Regions from separate parts of the Homo sapiens genome. Here region 1 is linked to region 2. The links are chromatin contacts, found by Hi-C or POLR2A ChIA-PET in ENCODE. All regions are on one chromosome and are shown on one strand. Each heading gives the region's core, a stretch centred on a gene start or an enhancer-like site at or near the end of the contact. The rest is flanking DNA. Distances are from core to core; before and after follow the strand shown.

Region 1 (6,145 bases), core at 1,849-4,348, 100 kb after region 2:
AGAATTGTGAATATAAGTATATTTATCCACATTTTAACAATGTCTGTGGTTTTTGGCTCTTTCATATTACTTCCCAAACAGGAGGAATAAATCGCAGATCTTATGATGGTATTCAAGCCTACTTTTAGCATTAAGTTGCATATTCTACCTTTCCAAGACAGACTTATTGCTTATAAGTTATATAAGCACAGAAATAAGTGGGATTAAATATAGAAAATGATGAAATTGTCTAAGTACTAGTAATCCTCTTTGTTTTTAAAAAATATTATGAAATATAATAGTACAATATAAAATATATGCTTTAAAACAGACATTTTCTCAATAACAATTTTTTTTTATCTTCAAGAAAGAAGAGTTAATTGGAAAACAAAGATTTCAGTAAAGTGCTATTTTCAGAAGAAATAATTTTACCACGTTTGTCGAAATGCTGTTTTTACACAGTATACTAGAAAAAGATTAGCTACAGTCTGCTTTTGAGCAATGAGTTAGATTCTGAGCATGGAAATGCATCAGTTTTTAGAGGCAATTCCATAGCCACCATTTTTACAGTTTTAATATGAAGTTTTGCATGACAAATATAAAGTGATCTGCCTCCCCATCCTCGAGATAGTAAACAAAGGTGAAAAGAATTAAAAAAAAAAAAACCCACTAACAACACAGGGAAACAATACTCAAAGAACAAGACTCAAGAGACTTATCTTCTAAACTCAGTAGAACTGGATCTCTGCCAAATTATGTAAGTTCTTTGAGTCTTATTTTTCACATCAGTAAAGTGCGTATTCTGAATTAAAAGATATTCTTTGAAAACTAATCTATTTCCTCAAAAACATGGAAATATTCACGTGAGCATTCCGTGAGGGATGAGGGGCAACACTGTGACAGTGAATTCTGTCTATCCCATTGGCAGAACTGGGATTTTTATAAATGTTTCAGCAGGGAGACAGAAATGCCATCAGTGTCAATCTCTTCTTTCCACTGGGAATTCTGGCAAATCTGGACGTCAATGATATAGGTACTTTGCTGGTCTGAATTTTTTTTTATAACTCATTTATCTATGAAAAAAAGGCAAATTAACACATTCCAGGACAAACGAAAACAGAGAAGTTGGTACTAACAGACATATATTACAGGGAATGTCTGTAAGCTTTTTAAGGCTGAGATTAAGTGACCCTGACAGATAATTTGAATTAACATAAGAGTTTCTAGTTGCACATGCTTATACATACATGTGTGCATAGGCCAGAGGATAAAATGCATCGCTGCTGGCCAACAACTCATATAGTGGAGGCTTGAGCACACCATGCTTATTCCCAGAGTTCCAATGCTCTGCTTTTGAACCATTACCATGCCTTTCAGCAGCACTGTCAACAGAGCTCAGAGAAGGTCTTGAACTCCAGAGAATGAATGAGATATGCCAAATGAAGCATAATTACTTTATTGACGTCATTCAGCTTTCAACTCACATTTAATGAGAAAGCTTCTACTGCTTGAAACAGTGGGCCATTTGTAGCACATTATGCAAATGATAAGACTAATCTTTTGCATTATACATAAGAGCTGCTTATTGTGCATTAACTAATTTATCTGACTAGGAAGGGGCTATGAATGCTGATTTTTATTAAGCTCTTCATTAAGTGAAAATGTAGGCATGGCAAGTGCATATATTAGTATGTGCCTGTCTTGCATGGATGAATAAATACATATACACATCTAGTTACCAAGTGACATTCTTTTGGTGGCAAAAATCATCAACTTTAACTTTTTTTTAGTCACATCAGTAAGATGAGAAAGTGAAAATTAAACACTCAATGGAAAAGACTCTTGTATCATTAAAAAATCACCACTTTTTTTTATCATAGTCCTAAAAGTGTTTTTTAAAAGAACAGAATGTGTAGCCTAAAGTCAATAGTTTAAATCTTAAGTATCCTTGAGTATCCAGTGACTATTTTTATGATCATAAAAAGCCGACAATGAATAATTGAACACCAAGTCAAATTAATAACCTCAGTTTTTATATATGCTTAATTTGAGTAGAATAAAAGAAAAAAAGAGCAAAATAGTATTCTATTAAATATACAATAATCAATTTGGTCTAAATCTAGGCAGGAATGTCTAGATGAACACGTGAATAATGTAATCCTCACTTAATTAGCACATTTCATTAAGGCACACATTTAAAACAAACCCAGCCTCTACATAGACAGGCACATCTCAGCAAGTTGTGTAAAATTTGACCAACTTTCACAAGAGAAGAAATACCAAAAATATCACACTTTATTTGCTTGATGAAATTGATATAAATCTATCTTAGCCAATGTATATTGGGAACTCTCTATATGCAAATTGTTATGAGTATTTTAAGCTTATTACTTAAAAAAAATTTTAACAATCCTGTTAACAGCTCCCCAATAGGAGATGAGTAAGTGATTATTTCTATAACTGGTTTTCAAGGTGAAAAGGCTAAAGGAAATGAAATTAGCCTCTATCTTTGAAGATACTATATAGTAGCAATGACTAGGCAACAGACTGGGGAGGGGCAGAGATGCCGAATGCACCTCTGACTTCAAATTTGAGTTCTTAGTTTTAGTTCATTAAAATTAATGACCAATCACTGCATGTCATGCATGAGGAACAGCTCATTCCTTTATCAGTCAGGTAAACTGAAACACACACTACATGACACAAAACCAGCCCTGGGATTTGGCCATGAGCCCAACTTAACTGCAGAATGTTTATAAAATTATTAAAATTTATGGGTTGATAGCACTCTCAAGCAATTTATTATAGCTGTAAACCATTTTTAACTTTTGAAAACACAATAAAGTTGATTTAATAATCCCCCTAATCTTATACACAACTTCCTCCAGAATTTTCTTCAATTATGCCTCATAAATTACAATTTATTGTATATTAGAGAAACACTAAAAAACAAATACTTCATGAGAATTTCATCAGATTCATTTATTCTGAAACATTTGCCAGAGAGCATAACAAATTCACATGTGACCCCTGTACTCTAAAGAGCTGAAGTTCAAACCAAAGCCACAGTGGAGAGTTCCTTTGCCAAGGATAATAACTAAAATCTTCCCTTGACTTGAGCCAGGACCTCAGCTTTAATGAATGCCGGGTCAAGAAGTCATGAAGAAAGAGGGGGGCAGTTCTAGGGAAATTCTGTCTATTCAAAAAACAGCTTGAATTGCAAAGCACAGATAGTCACCGTCACCTCTTTGTAGGACTTTGTTAGAGAACAAGCAACTGAAAAGAGAGATCACAAAGAGGCAGTAATTTTAAGCACACATTGTGTTTTCCTCAGGAGCAGCAGGACATCAGTATAAGCCCATTTACTGAGATTTAACAACTTTTAAGTGAAAATTTCATACTTTTAAAAATAGAATTTACGTTTAGGATCCAGAACCCTGCTTGAAGTATAATCCCCAATTGCGTATAGTCTGCCTTAAGGCAGAATTATTTCCTGGACCCAGTAGGTCTTGTGACTTACAGAACTTTATTTTCATAATTAAAACAGAAGGTTTTGAAAGTATGAGGAATTCATCAAATGTAACAAAAAGAAAATATATTTATAATAGATATGCTTCCTGGTTCAATGGGGAAAGAAGGATGGACATAATCATTTCCTGAGGAAAGTCTATGTGCAGTCAGAGGAAATATTGTACCAACATTCCTTAAATATTTCAGGTTTGTGCCTTCATGCTCACTTTAGGAGGCTGGAGGCTGAAAGCCCTAGTCAAGTAAATTTACCATTGACTTTAATATGCTAAAATTGCAACTGGTGATTTCCTGGTCTTGCGGATACCAGACTTTAGAGTGAAGCTGGCTCTGGGAGAACCTTTCAGGAGCAGGGAATTACTTCCAAAATGAGAGTTGTTTTTACTTGGGATATCCACAGGATCTGTCTTCTTAACATGAACAAGATCCCCTCATGGGACTCAAGAGCAATCAGAAAACAGGAGATGATGCTATCATGGACTTAGTCATACCAAAGGAGCTTTAACAGTCCTAAGACCATAGTGGGCCTAGTGGTGTCAGTTTAAAGTCAGAACCCCATAGAAAACTTACCTGGGCTCTTGTTTCTTTCTTTTCTCCTTGTTTACTCTGCCCCTAGTGCCTGGTGCTCTAAATGCTTGACTATGATACATGCTGTTCAAAGAACAGGTCTATGTGCTCTCCTTTCCTTGTTCATGTGGTTGGGTGTCTATACCTGTACCAATGATTCTCCTACCATCTTGGCCACCATAGCATCAAGTAGACACCCAGCCTAAGTTGGGTCAATGAAATTCCTCTCCCTGAAATACTGAGATAATTAAATGTATAAAGCTGAGGTAAAATCCTGAAGACCAAGGATTGAGGGCACTATTTTGTGGTGACCATGATGACTATGAGCAGAAGAGACTGGTCTACAGAGGAAAAAGCATAGAAAGCATTATAGAGAGAAGGAGGAATAAGTGAATATGAGACCATAGGGAGAGCTAGAGAAAATATCTGTCCTCTCTTTTCCCTATGATTTATCAGTTCCTGTGACGTCTACATGTATTTCTAACTCTTGGATCCTTTATATTCTCCTGTTCTATAAAGCCCATTTTAATTTGATCTAGTATGCCTACACTTCAGTAAATAACCCATCTTATATTCAAGAAATAAAAAATAAAATTACAAAGTATTTTGAACTAAATTAAAAGTTGATTCTTTTTGTTTTTGAATTTTTTTATAATTTCTACTTTTATTTTAGATACAGGAGGTACATGTGTGAGTATGTTACATGGGTATATTGCATAATGCTGAGGTTTGAGCTATGGAACCCATTACCCAGGTAGTCAGCATAGTACCCAATAGGTAATTTTTCAACCCATTCCCCCCTTTCTCCCTCCCTGTTCTCATAGTCTGCAGGGTCTATTGTTTGCATCTTTATGTCTATGTATACTCAAAGTTTAGCTCCCACTTATAAGGGAGACCATGTAGTATTTGGTTTTCTGTTCCTGCATTAATTTGCTTAGGATTATGGCCTCCAGTTGGATCCATGTTATTGCAAAGGATATGACTTTTTTATGGCTGCATAGTATTCCATGGGATATATACACCAGAATTTCTTTATCCAACCCACCACTGATGGGCACCCAGGTTGATTCCATGTCTTTGCTTTTGTGGATAGTGCTGCAAGAAATATACAAGTGCGTTTGTCTTTTCAGTAGAATAATATTTTTTCCTTTGGGAATATACCCAGTAATGGGATCGATTGGTTGAATGGTAGTTTTAAGTTCTTTGAGAAATCTCCAAACTGCTTTCCAGTGGCTGAAGTAATTTACATTTTCACCAACAGTGTATAAGCATTCCTTTTTCTCTGTAGCCTTGCAAACATCTGTTATTTTTTGAATTTTTAATAATAGCTATTCTGACTGGTGTGTGGTGTTAGATTGTATCTCACTGTGGTTTTGGCCTTTGATTATTAGCGATGCTGAGTATTTTTTCATATGTTCATTGGTTGTACATCTTCTTTTGAGAAGTATGTTTGTTCATGTCACTTGCCCAGATTTTAATGAGGTTGTTTTTTGCTTAAGTTCCTTATAGATTCTGGATATTAAACCTTTGTTGGATGATAGTTTGCAAATATTTTCTCCCATTCAGTAGATTGTCTGTTTACTCTGTTGATAGTGTCTTGTGCTGTGCAGAAGCTCTTTAGTTTAATTAGGTCCTATTTGTTAATTTTTGTTTTTATTGCAATTGCTTTTGGTATCTTTGTCATGAAATCTATGCCAGGTCCTATGTCCAGAATGGCATTTCCTAGGTTATCTTTCAAAGTTTTTATAGCTATAGGTTTTACAAGTCTTTAATCCATCTTGAGTTGATTTTTTATAAGGTATAAAGAATGGGTCCAGTTTCAATTTTCTGCATATGGCTAGCCAGCTATCCCAGCACCATTTATTGAATAAGGGGAGTTCTTTGCCTATCGCTTTTGTCAGCTTTGTCAAAGATCAGATGGTTGTAGGTGTGCAACTTTATTTCTGGATTCCCTCTTCTGTTCCATTGGTCTATGTGCCTGTGTTTGTACCATTACCATGCCATTTGGTTACTGTAGTCTTAAAGTATTGTTTGAAGTCAGGTAATGTGATGCCTCTAGCTTTGTTCTTTT
Region 2 (5,831 bases), core at 228-2,727:
CAATCTGAATTATGAATCACTTCTTAAATAAAACTCAATCAACATTATCTCTCTTTTCTATAAGGAAACATCGTGATATTCTTAGATAACATGTAATGCACTTCATGGTTATGGCTGTTATTTTTAAGAAGACTATTCTTGCTTGCTTCTAGACACACAGAGACCCTAAGCCAAAAGCTACACAGCCAAAAGGCCTGGCTGTACATGGAGAGTCTCCAACATAACAATAATCTATTGCCAGATCTGACTTCATTGATGTGAATTCCAGTGCTAAACCTGCACACATCTCAAGATTATAGATGGCAGATGGATGGCACTAAAGATAGCTCTAGATACAGAGAAATTCTGTCTTTATCTCCTTATCATTTTCTTATGTCAGATGTAGAACATTTGAAAGATCAATTTGAGAAGTGGGGTAGTACACCAAAAACTCCCCTGGGGGGAAAAAAACACAAAATTTAAATCTAAGTCCAGCAATGAGATATTACTAGAAATTTCCTCATATGCAAATTAAATACAATAATTATTTTTCTTCTTATTTCTCTCTGTGGAGAATGGAATCATAACAGTTATGTATGTTGGAGGAGAAAGCAGGAAGTGGGAAAGAGTCATATTACGAGGTCTTGTTGGGAATAGCTCCTGCCTGTGGCTTCTGTACAGGCTCCTGCAAGTATTCGAAACAGGGGGAACAAGGCCACTCCGATATTACCAGTACTCTTTTTGACAGACATTTAAAATGTGCACTGCATAAAGAGTGTCTTTACATTTGTTTACACATCCACACACACACACATATGCAAGCACACACATATGCACTGATCTCTTTGTTGTGCTCTAGAAGAATATATCTGTTTCTTCACATAGTATTTTCAAAAGACTTTAAAAAATTTTGGGGGGAAACCAGTCAATCAGTTTAAATAATGGCCTATTTGAAATTTCCCTGATAGAGTATTCTAACATGCCCATTCAGAAAACTGTACACAACTGCAGTCAGAGCAAACAAAGACAATTTGCTCTTACAATGAAGTAGCTTAATGCTTTCCTTAAAGGTGTAACTTGATTAATTTGTTTTATGAGGCTAAGCAGGATGATCCAAGAAGAAAGGTGCCATGTAACTGCAGCACATTATTATTCATTATAATAAAGGCCATGGTAATAACAACTCAATGATAGAATATTAATAGACTTTATAGCAATGGCACAATGGAATTTCCAGAAGGCAGCAAGCAACTTTAAAGAAAATCGGATAGGGACCTCTCATGGCGAGAAACGAATCTTGTATATCCTAGGAAAAATGAAACGAAGATTGGCTATCTTTCATTCTCTTCCAGCTTTACATTTACATTGGCAGCAGAAGCTCACATCTGTGGAAGAACACCCATGCCCTTTCCCAATGGATTCAGGAAGAAGTTACTCCTATCAGCTTGTGTTTAATGTTATGAATCAGACTTGCTTGTCAGCATCATGATTCATGACGGTGAACAGAGAGTGTGTGGAGCCTGCATTTCTGTGGGTTGGGAATAGATAAGAGTATTTAGACAGCTTTCATATCCAGTCTCAGCCAGTCTTGCTGGATAAAAAAGAAACTTCAGAATATTCTCCAGATCTACTACAGACTCAGAGTGAGATCCAGGGAGATGAATCATTACTTGCTGAAGGCAAGTGTCAGGAATATATAATTGAAGACTCCATGAGCAACCTTGATGAAAAATTCAGTTCTTGTGTGTGAATTAAAAATGCACAAAATTCTAAACAAAAATTAGAGATCTCTGTTGGAGAGATATTCTATATGTCTGTCCTAATGGGCTAGTGAAAAACTATCTTAGGGAGAGAACATTTATGCACATGTATATAATCCTTGTCATTGAATGAGGTGACAATTTTTCTTTATTCAGCAACAAATGTCTTTACCCATGGTTTGAATTCCACTCTTAGTAACCACACCTGATGACATGGCCCTAAATTTACTCTCTTTGGCTACTCGACAATTATTAGGCACCTATGATGTGCAAGATATTATGAGCTAGGTTGTAGAGATACAAATTGTAAAGATAGCATAAGCACAAAAAATCCCTTAGATTAAAAAGTATATACTTCCCCCCACCAAAATGTTATAGTAAACATAGTGTGCAAAAAGCTTGAGAAACCAAGGAGGGCATTTCCGAGGAGGTCTGATGGTGAGAGAGGTTGCTTCTGAGGACTATCATTTGAATTTGGTTTTGTGGAACGATTAAGAACTTGACATTTGGACAAAAGGGGAAAGGAAGAAGAGGCATTTTTGGTTAGAAGAATCGTGCATACAAAATCATGGCGCGAAATAGAATGGGTTATATTAGACGAATAGCTAGTGCATCAGAGTGCTGGAATATAGGACTTATTGCTGAAATGGAGGAGGAAGGGTGGATGAAACTAAAAGAGGTGGTTGGTGAAACTTGCTAAGACGTGAAAATTTTAAATTGTTATGTATTTTTTTTATTTTTTATTATACTTAAGTTGAATCATGTGTTGGAAATACAATGCCAATGGAAAGCGGTTAGGAAGCAGATGACAAAAGAATTGAGAAGAATTGACTAAGTTCTCCAGAATGAATGAGGCAAATGAGAATGAGAGGCAAGGGAAGGAATGAAATTGGAAAATATGTTAGAAATGAAATTGAAAGTATTGAGTCACGTAGATAACAGACAAAGGAGTCTGGATTTTTCTCAAGTTACTCTGTAAACAAGACTGCTTTTAGGGAGGAAGGTAGTGGAGTGGCAGAGATATGGTAAAGAGATTGGCCTGAAGCACATTGAGAGAGTGCGTCCAGGTGGAGATGGGATCAGCTTGAGGTTGGGGGTAAGTTCTGGACTGACTGAGGATTTGGGAGTCAGCAACACAGTGATAACCATTCATGCCAAGGCTATAATAGACTACCCAGGATCACATATTGGCAGAGAAGGGAGTAGAATACAAAAAGCAAGTCCATGCTAATGAGAAATGTGTTAACTTTGCTCTGTTCCTCCACTGAGTCTGAAAAGAGGAAGGGCATGGATTTGACTCATCGACAATGCTGACTCCTCCAACTCTCTTGGGTTCCTTCATGTGTCTTCTACACTTATTATTTACACACACATATGAGTATGTCAGACTTTACTGAGGCATTCAAGGATACAACAAGTTCACAACATATGAAGAAAAGATTTTGAATCCATCATTGTTCAAGGGAAAAGCAGTCTAGAAGCTAAACTTTTCATGAAGTGTATTCTCAAGATGACACCCCCATTCTTAACTTTGCTCAACATTCTTTCCAAGAGAGTCTCCCCTAAATATGCTACATAGATTACAGCTGTCTTTTAAAATATAGAACTTACTTCCCAAAAGGTTTGGTCTTCTCTTAGGAATTCTTCCTCCTCTTCCAGCAAAACATTTCTGCACATCTGAGTTATTTAGTCTAAAATAATACACCCTGTGGGACTTAGATGAAATAATTCAGGGTGAAAATAAGCATTCCAAGTCTAGTCTTCTTCAATTCTCTTTATGAGTTTGGTGTGTACATATAGCTCTTTCATTTTTTGAGTGTCCAGTGATTAATTGTTGCTACCTTCCTATCTCTTAAATTACATATGTCAGAAAGTGCTATTTATTCTTCTAGTTTAACTAATATTTAAGAATTATGCCAGTTAAACAGATTGAAGAGAAATAGTCAAATGAAAAAAACAAGAAATGAAAGCTTCAACAGGCGTGTATTCAAGAGCGGAAAGTGCAGGAAGAAGAATGAATAAATTGAAGTTGAAAATAAGTTGCAGAATAAATCTTGTAGCCAGTCTAAGGGCTTGTTATCATAAATCCCAGAGGCATTTGGGTATATAATATAATATTATTATACTTAAGTTGAATCTGTTTCCCACCTCTGACTTCAGAAATGTGTTTGGCCCATGTTGTAATAGCCTGAGAAACTGAAGATAAAGAATGAAATTTTTGTTAATGCCTGAGTGTTCCCAGTATACCTTTTTCTCTAATATTCATATTGTACTTGTGAAAAACTGATGTTGATTAAATATACCTGGTCCACATGAGGTGCTTAAGATAGGTCAAGCTACACCGTGCTGGACCTAGAGGTGCAGTTAAGCTTCCTTCCAACAATTCCAACATGACCCTCCCTTGTTCTCAGAGATTATCATCAGTAACTATTCCTCTCATGGTACGGATATAATGACTTGCACCTGTGCCTATCCTGGTACATGTTTCTGATCTTGCCACATATCCCAGTGGTACTGACTTCCTTCTGTTTCTTTAGAACAGATTTTCCCAAGGGGAGTCCACACCGGGGCTTTTCCTCCATCCAAGCCTTTTGCTGGCATTTGTTAACCCAGTGAAAGCCAAATTATACAGGGGTGAGGAGCAATTGAAACAGACTGATGTGAAGATAGAAGTTGATGGCAATGGGAAAGGGAAGGATACATTCAGGGGAAGAAATTTTAGGATGAGAAAGATTTGAGAACGTTTGTAGTCTGAGATGAAATCATCAATGAAAGAAGAAAGTCACAAAGATACTAAAGAGTCAAGTTATAATTGATGGTTCAGGAACACAGGAGGCAGTAGGGTTTGGAATGTAGGACTTAAGAGGAACTATCCCAAATTGTTAGTTCCTCTGCCCTGAGAATGAAAGAAATAAAGTACAATAACATTTTTACGTCTGTCTATTACATGTCTCAGACTGAAAGAACAGCCATTTAAGATAGAGGCCTGCCTTACCCACCCACACCATCAGGGTCTGTTGGTCTCTTCCCTTGCTATGCAAAAGTGAAAACCTGGGCTCTTTAAAAACAGAACAAAGGAGAAGAGCTTTCCAACAAGAAGCCAATGCTTCAGTTGCTAAGACAGAACAGAGCAACAACTATAATACATTAATATACTGTATAGGTTGCTGATTTAGTAGTTTTGCAATTATTTTAAAAATATGGCCATTTTGCTTTTATACTAGCATGAAAAAGAGCTGAATCCAGAAGTCACTCAGAAATATGACTTCTTTATATAAGAAAGAAAAGGCTTGATAAAAAGAGAAGGGACCTAACCTACAATTGTGGTTGAATGAAAAGCCTAATTTTGTAGGATTATAGAACTAAAAGTATCCTGCTCTTATTTGGATCACTGCATAGCGGCTTCATGAATTTGAGAGTTGTAGAAATCAGGGGGAAAAAGAAGTGCTAGAATAATTTTGTACCAAATTAACCACCTTCAGAAATGCCTAATTGAAATTGATACCAGAATTGCCCAGGCTGGAGTGCAATGGCACAATCTCAGCTTACTGCAACCTCCGCCTCCCAGGTTCAAGCAATTCTCCTGCCTCAGCCTCCCAAGTAGCTGGGAATACAGGCCCTCACCACCACGCCCAGCTAATTTTTTGTATTTTTAGTAGAGACAGGGTCTCACCATGTTGGCCAGGCGGGTCTCGAACTCCTGACCTGGTGATCTGCCTGTCTCAGCCTCCCAAAGTGCTGGGATTAGAGGCGTGAGCCACCGCGCCTGGCCAATAGGGCCTTTATACTAAAACATTACAACCACTAATCGGTAAAATACGGATAGGGATCTGAGGATAGGAAGGGAGGAAAGAACTTTGGCTCTGACATTGAAACTTAATAAAGGTACTCATCATCCATGCCACCACAGCCCCACCTTAGAGCCTTGTTCAGACCCATGACTGATCCTGCTTTCATTCAATTTGTTATCAATATTTATTGAAGCCATGCTGTGTGCACATGTTGTGAGCAGAGCAGAAAACATCATCTTTACGTGTGCTTGCTCTGAAGGTAGAATACATGGGTTCAAATCCTGTGACTTTGGACAGTTTA

Evidence for each region. A loop is a pair of places that touch in the nucleus more often than their neighbours do. ChIA-PET counts read pairs that join two places held with the same protein, here RNA polymerase II (POLR2A).
Region 1: a loop to region 2 is called in a map of endothelial cell of umbilical vein, with 2.1 times the contacts of the local background. The contact joins two enhancer-like sites. A Hi-C loop is called at or near these places in 1 of 168 maps with a recorded cell type or tissue (endothelial cell of umbilical vein). POLR2A ChIA-PET finds 5 or more read pairs at or near these places in 1 of 52 experiments (H1).

Annotation. Positions count from the first base shown.
Region 1 is chr5:125,656,738-125,662,882 of GRCh38, forward strand. The region is part of intron 6 of LOC124901056 (a long non-coding RNA gene); the gene reads right to left. Among named protein-coding and RNA genes, the nearest start is that of LINC02240, 170 kb to the left of the region's middle. Within about 2 kb of position 3,099, at least 2 of the 41 ENCODE cell types and tissues checked have a DNase peak (open chromatin) inside an H3K27ac peak, as active enhancers do; they include endothelial cell of umbilical vein, where a contact is called at or near this core.
Region 2 is chr5:125,557,999-125,563,829 of GRCh38, forward strand. All of the region lies in intron 3 of LINC02240 (long intergenic non-protein coding RNA 2240), which reads left to right. All of the region lies in intron 8 of LOC124901056 (a long non-coding RNA gene), which reads right to left. Among named protein-coding and RNA genes, the nearest start is that of LINC02240, 68 kb to the left of the region's middle. Within about 2 kb of position 1,478, at least 2 of the 41 ENCODE cell types and tissues checked have a DNase peak (open chromatin) inside an H3K27ac peak, as active enhancers do; they include endothelial cell of umbilical vein, where a contact is called at or near this core.